Regions from separate parts of the Mus musculus genome. Here region 2 is linked to region 1. Evidence: chromatin loops called from intact Hi-C (ENCODE). Cell type or tissue: left cerebral cortex. All regions are shown on one strand.

Region 1 (8,000 bases):
CAGTCAATAGATTCTCATCTCAGGGTTACCAAGCCGATCATGGCCAGTAATTTACAGCTTGAGTTGTTCTAAAATCAATACAGATTTTGCTCTTCAACGAGAGGGCTGTAAAACAGGGTGACAGGAGGGCCCCCAAAGCCGTCAGCTCAGGAGCGGAGCGTTTACCAAGCCTGCCTGCGGAGGGGCCTTGCAATTAGAGCAGAGCGAGGTGGATGGCCTCCATCCCATGGGCTGTGGCCAGAGGCAGCAGGAGCTCCCCCTGACAGGGCCTGTCTGCTCTCAGCTTTGGAGCTCTGTGTGAGTCCGTCTTGTTTGACAGGTGCGGTGGGAAGGGAACAGGTTTCCAGTCAGGTTGAGTGGCCTTTGGACATGACAGTGCAGTTTTCTACACTTGGGGCTTAGCCTGAATTCCTTGATGCTTGGGCCTCTTATCTGTAAAATGGGCAGATAATGGAGACCGTAGCCCAGATGGAGAGAGGAAGCCATATTTAGACAGCTCTGCAGATCCCAGTTCCCATGGTCCAAGTAAATACCCAGAAGAGAGCGGGACTTTAAAAAACCCCAGAACTTCCAGATGTGTTGACTTGGCTGTTGTTTTGTTTTTGTTTTTTGAGACAGGGTTTCTCTGTATAGCCCTGGCTATCCTGGAACTCACTTTGTAGACCAGGCTGGCCTCAAACTCAGAAATCTGCCTGCCTCTGCCTCCCAAGTGCTGGGATTAAAGTCGTGCGCCACCACCGCCCAGCTGTGTTGACTCTTGACTGTGATTTCAACACTGGGAAGACAGAGGCAAGAGTCTGAGGCCAGCCTGGGCCACACAGTGAGCTGCAGGACTGCCGGCATTCCAGATCTTGTACTGTCTGCTCGGGTGTGAGTATTGGTCCCATTTTTCTGATGGGAAAATCAAGTCAGAGATGGGGAGGGTTTTTTTTTTGTTGTTTTTGTTTTTGTTTTTGTTTTTTTTGCTCGAGCACAGACAGCCATCAGAATGGTGCTGTGGTTTGGATGTAAAATGTTCCCCCTGGCAGTTCAGAGTGTTCAGAAGCTGGGCTCCCAGCCAGCTGTGCTGTTCGGGGAGGTTTTGGGAACATCAGGTGGTAGAGCCCCCGTGGGAGAAAATGGACAGGAGTGTGTGCTTCTCTGAGGAAGCAACATGGGGAGAGGGGTGGGAGGTGTCACTCCCCAGAGCCTCAGGCACAGGTGAGGACCCCGTGCCTAGCACGCTCAGAATCAGTCAGTATGCTTTAGCTTCATATTTTCATTCATTCATTCATTCATTCATTCATTCGATGTATTGAGAACCTACCAGGACAAATGCAGTATGTAAGAGAGTGAGGGTGTGTGTGTCCCCAAGGAGTGCCCAAGTGAGGAAGCTGGACAGAGCTGAGATGTCACTGGGAGATGGGGACAGGACAGGGCTCAAGGAAGACCCTCCCAGGCACACAGAGGAGCACCCGCCAAGGCCCTGGGGTGGGAAAGATGGTGGCCCAGATGGAGAGGCAGAGAATACAGCTGAGGAGGAAACCTCAGCCTCTCCACCTTGGGCACCCTGAAGCCAGAAGAGCAGGGGTCAGCAGGGGTCAGCAGGGGTCAGCAGGGCACTTTAGGACAAGACAAAGAGCTGGGGCTTTGTGCTCATGGCAGAAGGGAGCAATGAACAGGAGAAACCGAGCTCCTGCTGTGTGGGGAACAGAACAGAAGGTCCAAGGGTGGAAGAAAGAAGATACAAGTGGCCACCATGGGGCCAGGGCATCATGGGACTTCGCTTTATCTGACCCCAGTAGCTTGCCACACTTTTTTTTTTGTTGGCTTAGTGTTCCTCATGTACAGCCCCTGCCATGCTTCCTTAGCCCCATGCTCTGTGTTAAAATTTTCTTCACTCTTGAGAATTTCCTACCCACGGACAATGACATATGAATGCACCGACTACCTCCGTTCCGCCCTCCGCCTCCCCTTGTGGCCCTACCAGCACAGACCCTGCCCAGCTCCTTAACCTACCATGGGCTCAGGGCATCCACGGGAGCACTGGAAGCCTATCAGTGACCACACCCTCAGTAAAGAGCAACGCTCCCCCACACGGCTATCTGCTCCACATGGTTTCTCTGCATGGATGGGGCTTGGAGATCATCTGCTTCAGCTAGAATCCCACCCAGCCCGATCCATTCAGGTCCTAGCAGCTGCTGTGAGCTCCCGGCAGTCTCTCATCCTTAGCATCTATTTCTTAGAGAGGAAAAAAGAAAAGAAAGAAAAAAGCCAGGCAGTGGTGGCCCATGCCTTTAATCCCAATCCCAGCACTTGGGAGGCAGAGGCAGGCAGATTTCTGAGTTCGAGGCCAGCCTGGTCTACAGAGTAAGTTCCAGGAGAGCCAGGGCTACACAGAGAAACCCTGTCTCAAAAAACAAAAACAAAAAAACAAACAAACAAAAAAAAAAAAAAAAGAAAGAAAGAAAAGAAAAAGAAAAAGGAAAAGGAAAAAAAAAAGAAAGGAAAGGAAGAGAGAATCTTATCCAGTTTCTTATCATGGCCTCCCCTTCCCAGCACCCACAGAACTTGCTCACAAGCAAAGCCTTCCTTCCCCGTGAGCCCCGTGAACGGAAGACTCATCCTAACAAGCCCCCGTAGGAAGCAGCCAGGAGGCTCCTGGCAAATCTTCATTGGCTGGCGGTCATTGCAACTCAAGATTCGGGCCGCTGACCTAAAAGACTTTCAAACAGTATAGTCAGCCAAAGCAATGGTGGGCAGTGGGCGCTGGGGGACATCACAGAACATGGAAAATTCACTCAGAACTTCTATGAAATGGGAGCACTCACCCACTCTCCGGATGGGAAAACCGAGGCTCAGGACTGTTGAGCCACTCGCACAAGAAGAAGTTCTGAGCTTGTGATGGGACTGCTTTGTCTGGTCCGTCTAGTCCTCTGAGCAGCCGCCATCTTTGTCAGAGTATCGCAGTTGGGCCTGTGGGCTGTTGACATTTCCTCAAAGAAGGAGGACTGGGGCGGGTCATGGGACCTTAGACTGAATGTCCAGCCACTCCTCCAGATCATTCCAGTGCAGTTTGTCCCTAATTGTCCTCAGGGTCTCAGAGAGGTGCTATAGTACACAGGTAGGAAAACTAACAGGAATGATCTTCATGCAGCTGGCGTGTGTATGTGGGTTGGGGTAGGGATGGGGTGCTGTGTGGGACACAGACCTCCTGATGCTTTAGGGTCACCCAGAGTCCTTTCTATGACCCTGGACTCAAGATCTGTAAGTAACCTAAGAAACTGGCTCCCTGGGGTGAACTTGGACTGGGCTGTGCTTTGTCACTGGGAACTCAGGAAGTTAATGATGTTCATATCTCTCTAGGCAGGGCTTGTCACACCTATCACGTCACGGCACCCACAGAACCCCTGAGGGTTACGCACAGTGTCTGGGGCAGCAGTCCTGCTGGGGTCCCTTGCATAGTGATCAGCGCCCCAGCATTTGCTGAAGACCTAGAGCTCTTCCTCTTCACACACGGCACGAGAATTTCAGAAACTATACAAAGAGACCCCCGCCCCCCCCCACACACACCCAATCACCAGCCACACACCAACCACGCTGGATGCTTCAGGTGCTTGCCTTTCTGCACGGCTTGCAGCCTGAAGGGCCTTTTATCTTCCAGGGAGCAGGGATAGCCTGCCATCAGGGGAGCAGCCGACAAAGGCCTCTGCCAGTCTCTAGCTGCTACCATGCTCACTGAAGCAGCCGGAGGTGGGGGTGGGGTTGACTCTGCCCCCCTCTTTGCTAGACCGGGCTCAGGTTCCCAGTCCTCGGGGTTGCTTTAATTTACTTCCACACACACCAGCGGTTCCCAGCCACCGCGCGGAGTCACTTAAGGGTGGTTGTCACTCGTCAGGAGTGCGAAGAAATAATGTCAGCTACGTAGTACCCCCCTCCCCCACATCCACAGGAGAGGTGCTCCAAGACCACCAGAGGATGGCTGAAGATGAGGAGACTGCCTGCCATCTCTCTGTATGTGTGGTGACGCCCTGTTCACATCCTGGGCGCTATCCACAACAGCGATAAGAACCGCCAGTTAACATACTATGCTGCGAGAAAAGGAAGTTACCGTGGCCCCTCCGCCATCGAGATGGCTCTCCCTGCACCTAGTGAGGTGCACGTAAATCGAGCAGGTCTTTGACAAACAGCCATACCGTGACCGTGTAGTGAGTAGAACCTGCCTCCGTTGCTATTGCGAGCGACCACGGACAGTCTGGACTCCGCTATCTTCTTTTGTTTTAAGATTTCTTTATTTTTACTTTATGGGTACCCGTGTCTTGCCTCCTTGTGCATGCAGTACCTCGGAAGGCCGAAAGAGGGTGCTGCATCCCTTGGAACGGGAGCTACAGAGGGCTGAAAGCCCACCTCAGTGCTGGGCTTTGAACCTGGGTCTTCTGGGAGAGCAGCCAGGGCTTTTAACCAGTTTTTCCAGCCTCCAAAGGAATGGTTCTGGCTCCAGTAGGATGTCAAGAGGCTTTGCTCATCCTACTCAAATTGTGTACAACAATGTGTATAAGTTATTGTTGATACTTCCTATGTGATACCCTCAGCCCAGTGTTGACTGCAGGTCAGTGGGACTATAGTACAGAGAAGGTTCCTAGAGGGGCACAATGCACTGGGTAGAAACTGGAGTCAGAAAGTTACTTACTTAAAAAGTAAACGAGACCATCTGAGGATACTATTTCCAGTGTGCACAAGCAACTAGGGGTCTTGCCTAGGTCACACACAGCCTGTTATCCCCAGGGAACAGGACCAGGATTCTATCTCAGGGGGACCCTGACTGATCTTACCTACCCCAGCACTGAGGTTCAAAAGTGGCCTTGGCTGCTCCAGGCCACCAAGGAGACATCTTTCTGGATAAGATCTCACGGGCAGCCCAGATGCTTTGCAAAGGTTCCTCGAAATATAGCAGAATACATATCTGAGTTTTTATTGCCCACGCCGTAATAGGAATATAACTTATGACTGCTGGCACGCCAGGCTTCGGCAGCCTCTATAAATCTGGCCCTCTGATCGAATCCACATGCATTTCAGCAGAGCTGGGCCCTCGGAGGGGAGCAGGGAAGGAACTGGGGCCAGAGCTTTTGGGGGGGGGTTAATCATAGTCAGAATATTAACCGCACATCCTGTTGAGTTCCTGTGAATAGATTCAGATGTCCCAGCATGAAGGTCTGATTCTGCACACAGCAGAACAGCAAGTGTCCAGAGCAGGCTCAGAGAGCGTCCTGAATGCTGTCAGCTTCAGTTTCAGACCAAGATTCATTTCCCCTGAGAAAAACAATGTTTCAGCCATTCCCGGGGTGGGGGAGGGGGGGTTTTGAATCACGGTGGAAGGCTTGCGACTCAGGATGAAGGCCAGGAGGAGCAAACCGATGGTTGGTTTCTTACTTCCAAAACAGGCTCACAATTTTCAATGAATGCTTGAAGGATTTTTTCTCTGCCTTATAACTTTGTTCCTTTCTTCCTTCCTTCCTCCTTTTTTTCTTTTTAAAAAGCAACATGCCAGTCTGTGTTTGGCTTTATTGGGTAAAAAGGAGGCCAGACACTAGTGGAGAAGGAAATAGAAACTGCAATTGAAGATTAAGATTTAAAGAGGAAGGCCAGGCACTGGTGGCACACGCCTTTCATCCCAGCACTTGGGAGTCAGAGGCAGGCAGAATTCTGAGTTTGAGGCCAGTCTGGTCTAGAGAGTGAGTTCCAGGACAGCCAGGGCTACACAAGACAGAGAAACCCTGTCTTGAAAAAAACAGAACAAAACAAAACAAAACCACAACAAAAAGATTTAGAGAGGAAAGGCCCAAGTGACTCCCGGGCGTTCCAGGGTCATTCTCCACAAGAATGGATTTGCCCCAGTACCACTGCTGTCCTTCACAGAGCGGAGCTTGCCCTGTGGTGCCTCCTGTAACATGACAGCTCTGAGGGGGACCAAGGATCCCCATTTCCCAGATGTGGAGACAGAGCCTAGTCCCACTCCCTTTCCTTTCCCTCTTTTAAACTCATGACCCTTCTTCTTCAGTCCCTAAGTATCTGGGACTACAGGTGTGCCCTTTCCCAATAGGTGTTCACCCAGGACTGAAGGGCCCAGCGGGCCAGCTCGTCTTTTTAATTATTGTTGGTGCATCTTCTGCCTTGCAAGGAGCTTTGTGGATAGATACTAACTGTCCAACCAACGGCCAAGCAAACACAACCGGAGCTGCACTGGCCTTCTTGAGCCAGATCTGCAGAGTTGACCAGTGAACTGGATCTTTGAGCTCTGATCTCTTTGCAAGGAGGAGGGGACACGGCTTGGGCAGTGGACTGGGTGAAGGTCCGCTTATTTCCACAGGGTTTCCCTGTCGATGAACAGAACAGAATACCCACAGTTTGGTTCACACAAGATGATTCCAGGCATCACTGCCTCTCCCTTCCCCTAGCCCCTCACTCAACTGTGTGAAGGGATCTCTTCTTTCCAAATCTCTCTGTATCTTTCCAGTCAGAGATTGAATCTGTAAGGTTCCCCTACAGGCTCGTGTGTAATACAACCAGTTACCAGCAGGTGGGGCTGTTTGGGGAGCAAGTTGTGGAGACTAGGAGTTAGTGTCTGACTGAAAGAAGTCACGTGGGGGCAGGGAAGCTCTTGCAGTGTACATTATCCCAGGTCCTTTCCTGTCTACTATGATGGTCACATCCCTCCAGCCATGGCGTTTTGTCCCAGCACATTGTGCAAAACAGCAATGAACTCACTGAAGTTTGTGAGCCCAGAAATCTCTGCCCACCTTTCCATAGCTGTAGTCAAAATATCCACTGCAAACAATGTAATGAAAACATTTTGCCACCAGTTTAGTCCAGATTGCCACCATCTCTTTCCCAGATTCCTCTAATCCTGTCTTTACAGCTCTGCCTGCCAGGGGGTGGGGGTGGGGGGGGGGAGGGCTTATTTCAGCTTTCAATTTACAGTCAACCATCAAGGGAAGTCAGGGCAGAAATTCAAGGGAGGAAACTGGAGGCAGGAACTGAAGCAGGGGCCAGAGGATGCTGCTCACTGGCTTGCTCCTCGTAGCTTGCTCAGCTCTTCTCATTACCATCCAGGGATGGCCCCACCCACAGTGGGCTGGGCCCTCCCCCCATCAACCATCAATCAAGACAATGCCTCTCAGACCTGCCTACAGTTGGATCTTATGGAGGCATTGCTCCCTCAGATGACTATAGCTTGAGTCAAGTTAGCATTCAAGGAGCCAGGCTGTGAGGGAGTGGTAGCTGCTATGAAGAGTGAGTTATACTCTTGAGGGTCGACCTTTAGTATTCCTGTGTCAGCCACTGCAGGTGCTTTCTACATTGTTCTCTGAGACAAGGCTTCTCGTTGGTATAGGCTTGCTGGGTTCACTAGGCTGGCTGGCTGGCAAGCAAGGGATTGTCCTCTCTGCCTCCCCAGCACTAAAAAACAAACAAACAATAAATGACAAGAATACATCACAGTGTGTGCCAGCTCTATTCTTGTGTGCCGGAAGCTCAGAGCTCCTGGACAGAGGAATCTCATCAGGCCTAGCCAGTGCACTCTTCTCACAACAGCTGGAGGGAACCCCTGGAATCTCAATCCTGGGTCAGTGTAGGCACTGGCTTTGGATGGAGGCTAGGAGCCCCAGGCCATGACTGTACCATCACAGCCTTCCTGAGGTGCTGTGGGGGGAACCAGAGGTGGAGCTCAGAGCTACAGGTGCTAAGTGGCCATGGGCAACTCCCAAGGGAGACACTTTCTATGGGGTCACAGCCAGAGGCGTTGACCAAAAGGAATGCACTCTCTTAGACAGAAGCAAGAGAGCCAATCAGAGGCTGTGCTTTGGGAGCCTACGTTCTAGTATTAAGAGAAGGTGGCTCTCTTGGGTCAGGCTGGGACCCCAGTGTTGGCACTGCTGATGAGAGCTCACCTCTGCTTGAGAAGCTCTGAGACCCAGGGACACTGTGTGGTTCTCTGCCCCCAAGTTCTGCAATAAGCACCTTCA
Region 2 (8,000 bases), 220 kb after region 1:
AAGTTTTATTTCCTTTCAGCCCAAGGTGCTGGCTGATGATATTCTTAGCCTTGGGCTGGTAGAAGCTAGCTGTCTTGTTTGTTTGTTTTAAAGATTTAATTACTTATTTTTATGTATGTGGGTGCACTGTAGCTGTACAGATGGTTGTGAGCCTTCACGTGGTTGTTGGGAATTGAATTTAGAACCTCTGCTCACTCTGGTCGGCCCTGCTCGCTCAGTTCCTGCTCACTCTGGCCCAAAGATTATTATTACTGTAGCTATCTTCAGATGCACCAGAAGAGGGCATCAGATCTCATTACAGGTGGTTGTGAGCCACCAAGTGGTTGCTGGGATTGGGACCTACAGAAGAGCAGTCAGTGCTCTTACCCGCTGAGCCACCTCGCCAGCCCATGTCTTGTCTGTTAATAGATTCCAAAAGGTTTCTACTAGTAGGGGGGGTGTTAGTTCCAACAGACAGATTTGCAAGAGTGAGCTGTGCAGACAGTCTTTGCTACAGTGTGGGTTCTGTTTTCTTCCACCCTTCTCCCCTCTTTTCTTCCACCCTTTCAACCCCTAACACCAGAAAGAAGAAGAAAAAAAGACAAGAGAGGAAAGGAAAAAGGAATATTATTATGGTTAGACTAGTTCCTACCGATTACGTGTGTCAAATTTCTTAGGGCTCCTAGATCTTTGCCATTAGAATCCAAATTTTTCTTCTTTCTCCTTTTTATTTTTTCTTTCCCCTTTTTATTTTTTCTTTCTCCTTTTTATTTATTTTTATGTATTATTTTTTCTTTCTCTTCTTTTATGTACAACTACTCAACAAACCACAACCAACAACTCTCCCCACTCTAAGCTCAAGCATTTATCTACCCTCTGAAAAGTCCCCGGAATCCCCGGTGTCACACAATTGCAGAAACCATCTGCAGCTGGCAAAATGATCTGCCTGCTAGGGCACAAGGCAAATCATAAGACAGCTGCTGTGGACAGTCTGAAGCGGCCCCTACCCACACCTGGGATTAAAGCAAAAGCAAATTCTTATATTCCTAAAGAAACCAAAATTGTCACTACCTAGGTGTTCCAGAGGTCTAGGCCTAGCCCAAGGTAAGCTAATTAGTCCTTGGATCTGCAACATTCCAACCTCCCCCACAGAACTACAGTCTCTACCCATACAGCTTCTTGGGGTCCAAACCCAGAGCTTCCAGCAATCTTGGCAAGCGAGTGCTCTCTGCTCCCAGCCCTTCCTGTATAACCCAGCATCTCTGTGCCTCCGCAGTTTGGTGGTATCTGTTTTCAGGCTGTGGTTCTGTGTATAGGTAGGGCTGTGCCTGTAGTAAACCAGGCACCAGCCAGGGGTGTGTTACCCAAAAAAGCACACGTGGGTTTCAGGCGTCCGGAAGGTTTGTCATCTGCCCATCTATCTAGTGGCGGGCTGACGCTCTGCTCTCTCCGCAGAGTGGCCCGAGTTCGTGAGGAACTATGCCCCGTGGTGGGCCACGCACACGCTGGACTGGCTCAAGTTTGGCAAGACCGTCCTGGTGGTGCACTTCGAGGACCTGAAGCAGGACTTGTTTACGCAGCTGGGCCGCATGGTCAGCCTGCTGGGCGTGGCGGTCAGGGAGGATCGGCTGCTGTGCGTGGAGAGCCAGAAGGACGGCAACTTCAAGCGCTCGGGGCTGCGCAAGCTGGAGTATGACCCTTACACAGCCGAGATGCGCAGGACCATTGCCGCCTACATCCGAATGGTGGACACGGCACTACGTAGCCGCAACCTCACTGGGGTGCCTGATGCCTATGGCCCAAGATGATGGGCAGCCAGGGAGGGACCCAGCATCCGGTGCCCCTTGGCTTCAAAGAGCTGGCTTCCCTCTGGCACAAAGACAGCCCCAGGCTTCTGCCTGCCTTCAGAAAGGCCCCTCTGAGGCCTCAGGAGGAGGAGATATCTAGACACCTTTCCCTGGAGAGTAGGCTGCCTGGTTTGGAGTATCCCAGACCCTGCTATTGGTGGTGGGAGAAGGGAGAGGCTATCTGGCAGAGGTTGGGAGGGTCTGGCTGTGGCAGCTGATGGACATTTTGCAAGCAATGACCCTCTTCTGACTGTGTGGGCCCCTGCCTCTTCCCCTGAGCAGGCACCAGCTTTCTGATCTCTCTCAGGCCACCTCTGTGTGACAGACAGCTGGCTGGGACCTGTCTCCGTGGCCTTGGGCGTCTCACTTCTGAGGACCATGGAGACTGGTGCTCTGGCATTACAGTGGGAACCGCCCCAGGCTAAAGCACATAAGAGGCCCAAGCCGGGTGTTGCCCCCCCTCCAGGACAGCAACCCTGTCTTGTCTGCTCGTGCTGTCGTGTCTTGGGGATGAGGGTGACGTTGGGGTTCTTGATCCTTCTTCCAAAGTCCCTTAGGTACCAAAAACCAACCCAACAGGTTGGCCATGTGCCACATACGGAAGCCCAGAGGACCCAACATTGCAGGGTGGGACCTGAACTGGCTATCTTACACTGCCTGGATTGATCCCTTAACCAGGGAGTCCTTCCACTACCCCAGGGCAGGGAACAAAAGTGCTCCAACTCAGAGAGAGCCACACCCAAAACTGTCCCCTACCCTCTAAGCCATCAGCCTCCCTTCCCTTGCTTGCAACCCGACAGGGCCAGCCCCAACTGGGGACTCCTCAGAGTCCCCACTAAGAATGGCTTTCCATTCCCATTATGCCGCTGCTCTTTCTCGAAGACGCTTAGACACCAAAGGATTTCTGACTCAAGTCACTGATCACGTTTTAGGAAGCATGCATCCAGGATCCCCGTCTCCCCCACCTTGGATCCCTCTGGCTTCCCCTCCAGCCCTTCACCGTTCCCATTACATAAACGCAAAAGCCATAGTCACAGCCCCTTGCTCTTTTGACCGGAGCAGCCCCTCCCCCACCTCCACCCCCGCAGCCTGGGGGGTGGGGGGGCGGGGCAAATGAACACTCCTTCCCACCTAGCCAAGGAACCCTGGAGAAGATTCGTGAAAAGAGAGATATATTTTTTTAAGAGGAATATGACCAAGACATTCTGCCCCTTGGACACTGGCCACACAAAAAAGGACTGGCTTCCCTTCCCAACGCCCTCATCTGGAGGGTTTGGACCACCCCAGGGCTCAGCCAAGGGGGCTCTGAATGTATTTTGTATGGTGTTTCCCCCGCCCCAGACTAATTTCTAGTTTTCTTTTCACTGGGCAGTAGAGGGCCTAGCCTCCCCTCCTGCTTGGAGGTCTAAGCTCTCTGAGAGACTCTGGGTCCAAAACATGGGCCAGTTCTTTGCAAGTGGCCTCCTCTGGTCACGAACTTTCTGTTCGAAGATTCCTCAGGTCAACACTATCATTAAAAGAGAGTTTTGTTGCTAACTGGCTGCCCAGTTGTGTATGGCATGTTCACACATGGAGTGTTTCCTCGGGGGGCGGGGGGGAGTGTGTGTGTATGTGTGAATGAGAGAGGAGAGGGAAGGCCTAAGGTGTGAACTTCTCTGGGTTTATCATGCACAGATGTGGAGCAGAGTGTCTGTGGGAGAGAGATGCCCAGGGACCCCGCAGTTCCCCATCTCCATCAACAAACCTCCTCCTGGCTTCTGTCACCAACTAGACTGGGCCTTCTGTGGAGAAGGCTGTGACCAGAGACTTCCCCAGTCAGTGGAAGGAGGAGCTTTTAATGTTGTCTTGTGGGCAGTGAGGGAGTGGGGCTGCTGAGATGGGTGGAGAGAAAGCAGAGAGGGGCTTCTCCCCACCCAGAGTCCTGGGCCACCAATGCTGGAAGAGCAGGAAGAAAGACTTCAGTGACAGTCCCTGGGGGGAGGGAAAGCTGTTCACTGAGGCCATGCTGGGTGACTGAGCTCATCTGGGCCGGGGCCAACTAAGGTGTCAGTGTTAAACCAAGTCTGACCTGTCAGAGCCACCCCCCCCCCTCCATCCTAGACCGTTGAACTTGGGCTGACCAATCTTAGATCCTTGCTTTGAACCTAAGACCCATCTATGTCTCTGAGGCTACCTTCACCCACCTGTTCCCACTGAAGGAAGCCATGTGACATCAAGCTGGCCTAGATTCTTGTCTCAGGACCATAAGGCATCTGCCTCCCACTCCTTTCTAATGTCACAAGTCCATAGCCAGGGGTGAGGCTGGGCTGTAAGCGCCTGTCACGACAACCGATGCCTGCCCTTCCTGTGGCCATCTGGAATCAAGTCTTTATATTTCAGACTTGGGAGGAATGAAAGTAGCTTTTTTTTTTTTTTAACTCACACATACTTCCTGAGCATGAATTACCACCAGTCCACCACAGGCCCTGTGTGCCCTGTTTCAGAGACTTAAAAAAAGGACTTAAGAACTCTCCATCTCAGGCTGGAGAGATGGCTTAACGGTTAAAAGCACTGACTGCTCTTCCGAAGGTCCTGAGTTCAAATTCCAGCAACCCACATGGTGGCTCACAACCATCTGTAATGGGATCTGATGCCCTCTTCTGGTGTGTCTGAAGACAGCTACAGTGTACTTACATATAATAATAAATAAATCTTTGGGCCGGAGCAAGCAGGGCTGGAGTGAGCAGAGGTTCTGAATTCAATTCCCAGCAAGCACATGATGGCTCACAACACAGCTACAGTGTACTCAACATACATGAAATAAATAAATAAACCTTTACAAAGAAAAAAAAGGAAAGGAAAGGAAGCAGCATGAGAGAATCCTGACTGCTAAAATTATTAAAAAGAAGAACTCTACATCTCTGCGGGGTTCACAGAAAGCATTTGGGGGAGGGGAGCGAGGCCCCTGGTGGCCCCTATGAATGGCAGAGACTGCTGAGCCCCAACATGGACATTGATTCCAGGGCTAAGACTCTCACTGGGGAAAGCAGTGTGGACAGGAGCAGGGAACTGGGGGTCATCCAGGCTGGATCCTGCTGTCTTCCCACAGTGACTCCCAGACTCAAGTAGAATACAGCTGATTATGGGAATCAATTCCAGGTTTGTTTCCCTAGGCGCCCTGGAGGCGGCTGCATCCAGTGTGGGAGGGGAGAGGAGAGGCAGGGGGGATGCAGGCAGCTCCTCCTAGGACTAGTCTCCTTGCCACTCTGTTTTCTTTCTCCTCATCCCTCCTCCTTTTTGCCTTAAAGCCCCGATTTCCCTCTTTGAGGTCTGACTTCCTCCAGCTGTCTTATTGTCCCTTTCCATTCTGCCTGCCCCTGACTGTCCCCTCTGTCTTTCTCCATCATCCTCACAGTCCTCCTCTCCATCCTCCTCACTGTCCTCCTCACTGTCCTCGACATCCTCCTCACCATCCTCCTCCTCCTCAGTTCTCCTCTCCATCCTCCTCAACATCCTCCTCGCCATCCTCACCGTCCTCCTCGCCATCCTCCTCATTGTCCTCCTCACTGCCCTCCCATTCTCAGTCTCCCCACTAATGCTGCACGTGTCTCCCCCACCTCTACCCCTTGATCTTAGAGCTCTCTACTTCTCTCCTCTTCCCTTCCTCCCTCTCTCCCACCCTCATCTCCTCATCCTGCAGAGTGGGGGGTGGCTCTGTGGGATCCAGGCCTAGTGAGACAAATGTACCCAGCCTGGTAACCAAGGAAGTGGTTTCCTTAGCAACAGAATCTGCAGAACCAGGGCTGCGCTGTCCTGTCCTCAGCTCTGCTGTTATGGTAATAGGCTTGAGGGAGGGAGGAAGTGAGAGAGGGAAAGAAAGGAAATGAATATCAGACAGCACCTGACTCAGTAGTCTGACGGCTGGAGGAGAGAATGCCTCTTACTCAGTATGACGCTGCTGGGGTCCCTCCTCATGGGGGGAGGGAACAACACGCCAGCATCAGCTCACTGTCGAAATATTCAAAATTTGCAGCACAGAAGCAGGAGAGATGGCCCAGTGGTTTAGAGCACCGGCTGCTCTTCCAGAGGTCCTGAGTTCAATTCCCAGCAACCACATGGTGGCTCACAACCATCTGTCATCGGATCTGATGCCCTCTTCTGGTGTGTCTGAAGACAGCTACAGTGTACTCATATACATAAAATAAATAGATATTCTTCTTCTTTAATTTTTTAGTCGAGGCACAGAGGGAGTGAGGACAGAGAGAGGCCAAGCAGAGGGTGCTGGGGTAAGCACGCAGAGGACCAGACCCCACGCTGAAGTAGAGACAAGACAAAAAAGGCCAGCAGGGCCTGGAGCTCCCGGCTTCAGCAGTTCCCACCCCAGGGAATCCTGTGACTAAGATCCCAGCGAGATTTCCCTACTGAGAACACAGTGTCAAGAGAGCCCTATCCCCTTGGAGTTCTGCTTGGCAGAGATGGAGGAAGAAGGGCATAGAGAAAGCTACAGACATCTCTAATTCCATTCTCTGTTCTGAACTGCCGAGGAGAGACGTGGAGGTGGGACCCACCCAGGACATGGTGGGAGGCCTGAGAGGCTTAAAGATGTTAACTAACTCACACTGGGACACAGACACTGGTGACAGTGCCCGGGGTTGAAACCAGAAACCATCAGAGCCCGTTTGGAAGGTAGAAGAAGCAGAGGGTGTACTGGGAGAGAAGGGGAGGAAAGGAGACAGACAGACAGACAGCCTTAAATCATTGCCCTGGCATTGTTTTATACCCTGACTGCATGAGAGTAAATGACTGTCTCCAAGGGGGAAAAAAAAATCTGTCCAGGTACATTCATTCCCTCCCAGAGACACAGATGGGATGTAAGAGGTATGGGGATTTAGGGGCAGAGAGCTGTTCATGGTGACACGGAAACATGTCCCACCTCTTTCCAGAAAGCACTGATTGACACAGGGCGGTGAGGTGCCCTCGGCGACATGTCTGTTCATTTGTCTACAGTTCACTATCCCCTTTAGATTTACAGCCTGCAGTCTGCCAATGTTCAGGAGAGAGACGTCTGGAAAGGAGGGCACACCTCAGAACACGAAGGAGAAGGGATGGGGTGTTTCTGCACCACCCCATCTTGCCTCTCTGCACAATAGTGGCTAAATTCCAGCAGCCCCCCCCCCCCCCCCCCGCAGGCAGCCCTGTTGCTGATTGGAAAGTGCAGGCCTTGAGGGAGGCAGCTCCTTGATGCAAATGAGTTTGTGGTGCTCCCTGCATTAGCTCCCAGACTACCAGAATGGCATAGCAGAGTGCTCACTGGTGACCTTCATGAGTACCAAAGGAAAGGGCTCAGGGAGGAGACTTGGTGAGACCTGGGGTGGGCACTCAGCCCCTTTGTATGGCTGCCACGCTTCCTGAACTCGACACGATTGCTGACCTAAGATATTCTGAAGCCAGTTTTCCAAAAGATTGGGCCCAAGGTCCCAAAGCCTCCTGGTGGAAGGACCACAGTGTGTGTGTGTGTGTGTGTGTGTGTGTGTGTGTGTGTGTGTGTGTGTGTGTGTGTATACATGTGTGCGTAGGCAGGTGATCCTGTGAGCTTGCCAGTATCATGCAGGAAATAACACATTGATGTTCAGACCACTGACACACTGTCCCGAGGGCACTGACAGCTATGGCCACCACCCAGGCCTTTAACCGTCTCTCTCAAACTCACATGGCATCCAGCACATAGTAGGTGCCATGATTCTCTGTAGTAGTCATGTCCCAATAAAAGTCCTAAGAGGCACCACAGTCAGTGGCCAGAGTAGGCCTGAGTTAGCCCTTGGCAGCATGAGATCTGTGACCCAGGAACAGAGATATCTTGCTCTCACCCCCATCTGAGCTCCTGTGGTAGTGTGAATAGGCTTGGCCCAGGGAGTGGCACTCTTAGGAGTTTGTGGCCCTGTTGGAGTGGGTGTGGCCCTGTTGGAGTGGGTGTGTCACTGTGGGCATGGGCTTTAAGACCCTCCTCCTAGTTGCCTGGAAGTGATTCTTCTCCTAGCAACCCTCAGATGAAGATGTAAAACTCTCAGCTCCTCCTGCACCATGCCTGCCTGGATGCTGCCATGCTCCCACCTTGATGATAATGGACTGAACCTCTGAACCTGTAAGCCAGCCCCAATTAAATGTTGTCCTTCTAAGAGTTGCCTTGGTCATGAT

Evidence for each region. Peaks named below come from ENCODE experiments on the same cell type or tissue, not always from the same donor. Only the 100,000 strongest peaks of a DNase experiment are listed, where the experiment ranks them.
Region 2: a loop joins it to region 1, with 4 times the contacts of the local background. A loop is called at or near these places in 8 of 42 quality-filtered maps.

What each region holds. Positions count from the first base shown.
Region 1 is chr5:113,369,406-113,377,405 of GRCm38, forward strand. No RefSeq gene overlaps it. Among named protein-coding and RNA genes, the nearest start is that of Aym1, 16 kb to the left of the region's middle. In left cerebral cortex, CTCF peaks have their summits at 4,330 and 6,552 (motif pointing right); DNase peaks (open chromatin) are centred at 4,323 and 6,566; H3K4me3 peaks cover 637 bases; H3K27ac peaks cover 283 bases.
Region 2 is chr5:113,586,359-113,594,358 of GRCm38, forward strand. Wscd2 (WSC domain containing 2) reads left to right here. Exons shown (of 9, transcript NM_177292.3): 9 at 1,435-3,367. The coding sequence ends at 1,787. Among named protein-coding and RNA genes, the nearest start is that of Gm42002, 13 kb to the right of the region's middle. In left cerebral cortex, CTCF peaks have their summits at 282 (motif pointing right), 4,436 (motif pointing left) and 5,966 (motif pointing left); DNase peaks (open chromatin) are centred at 265, 2,735, 3,681, 4,072 and 6 more places; H3K27ac peaks cover 5,447 bases.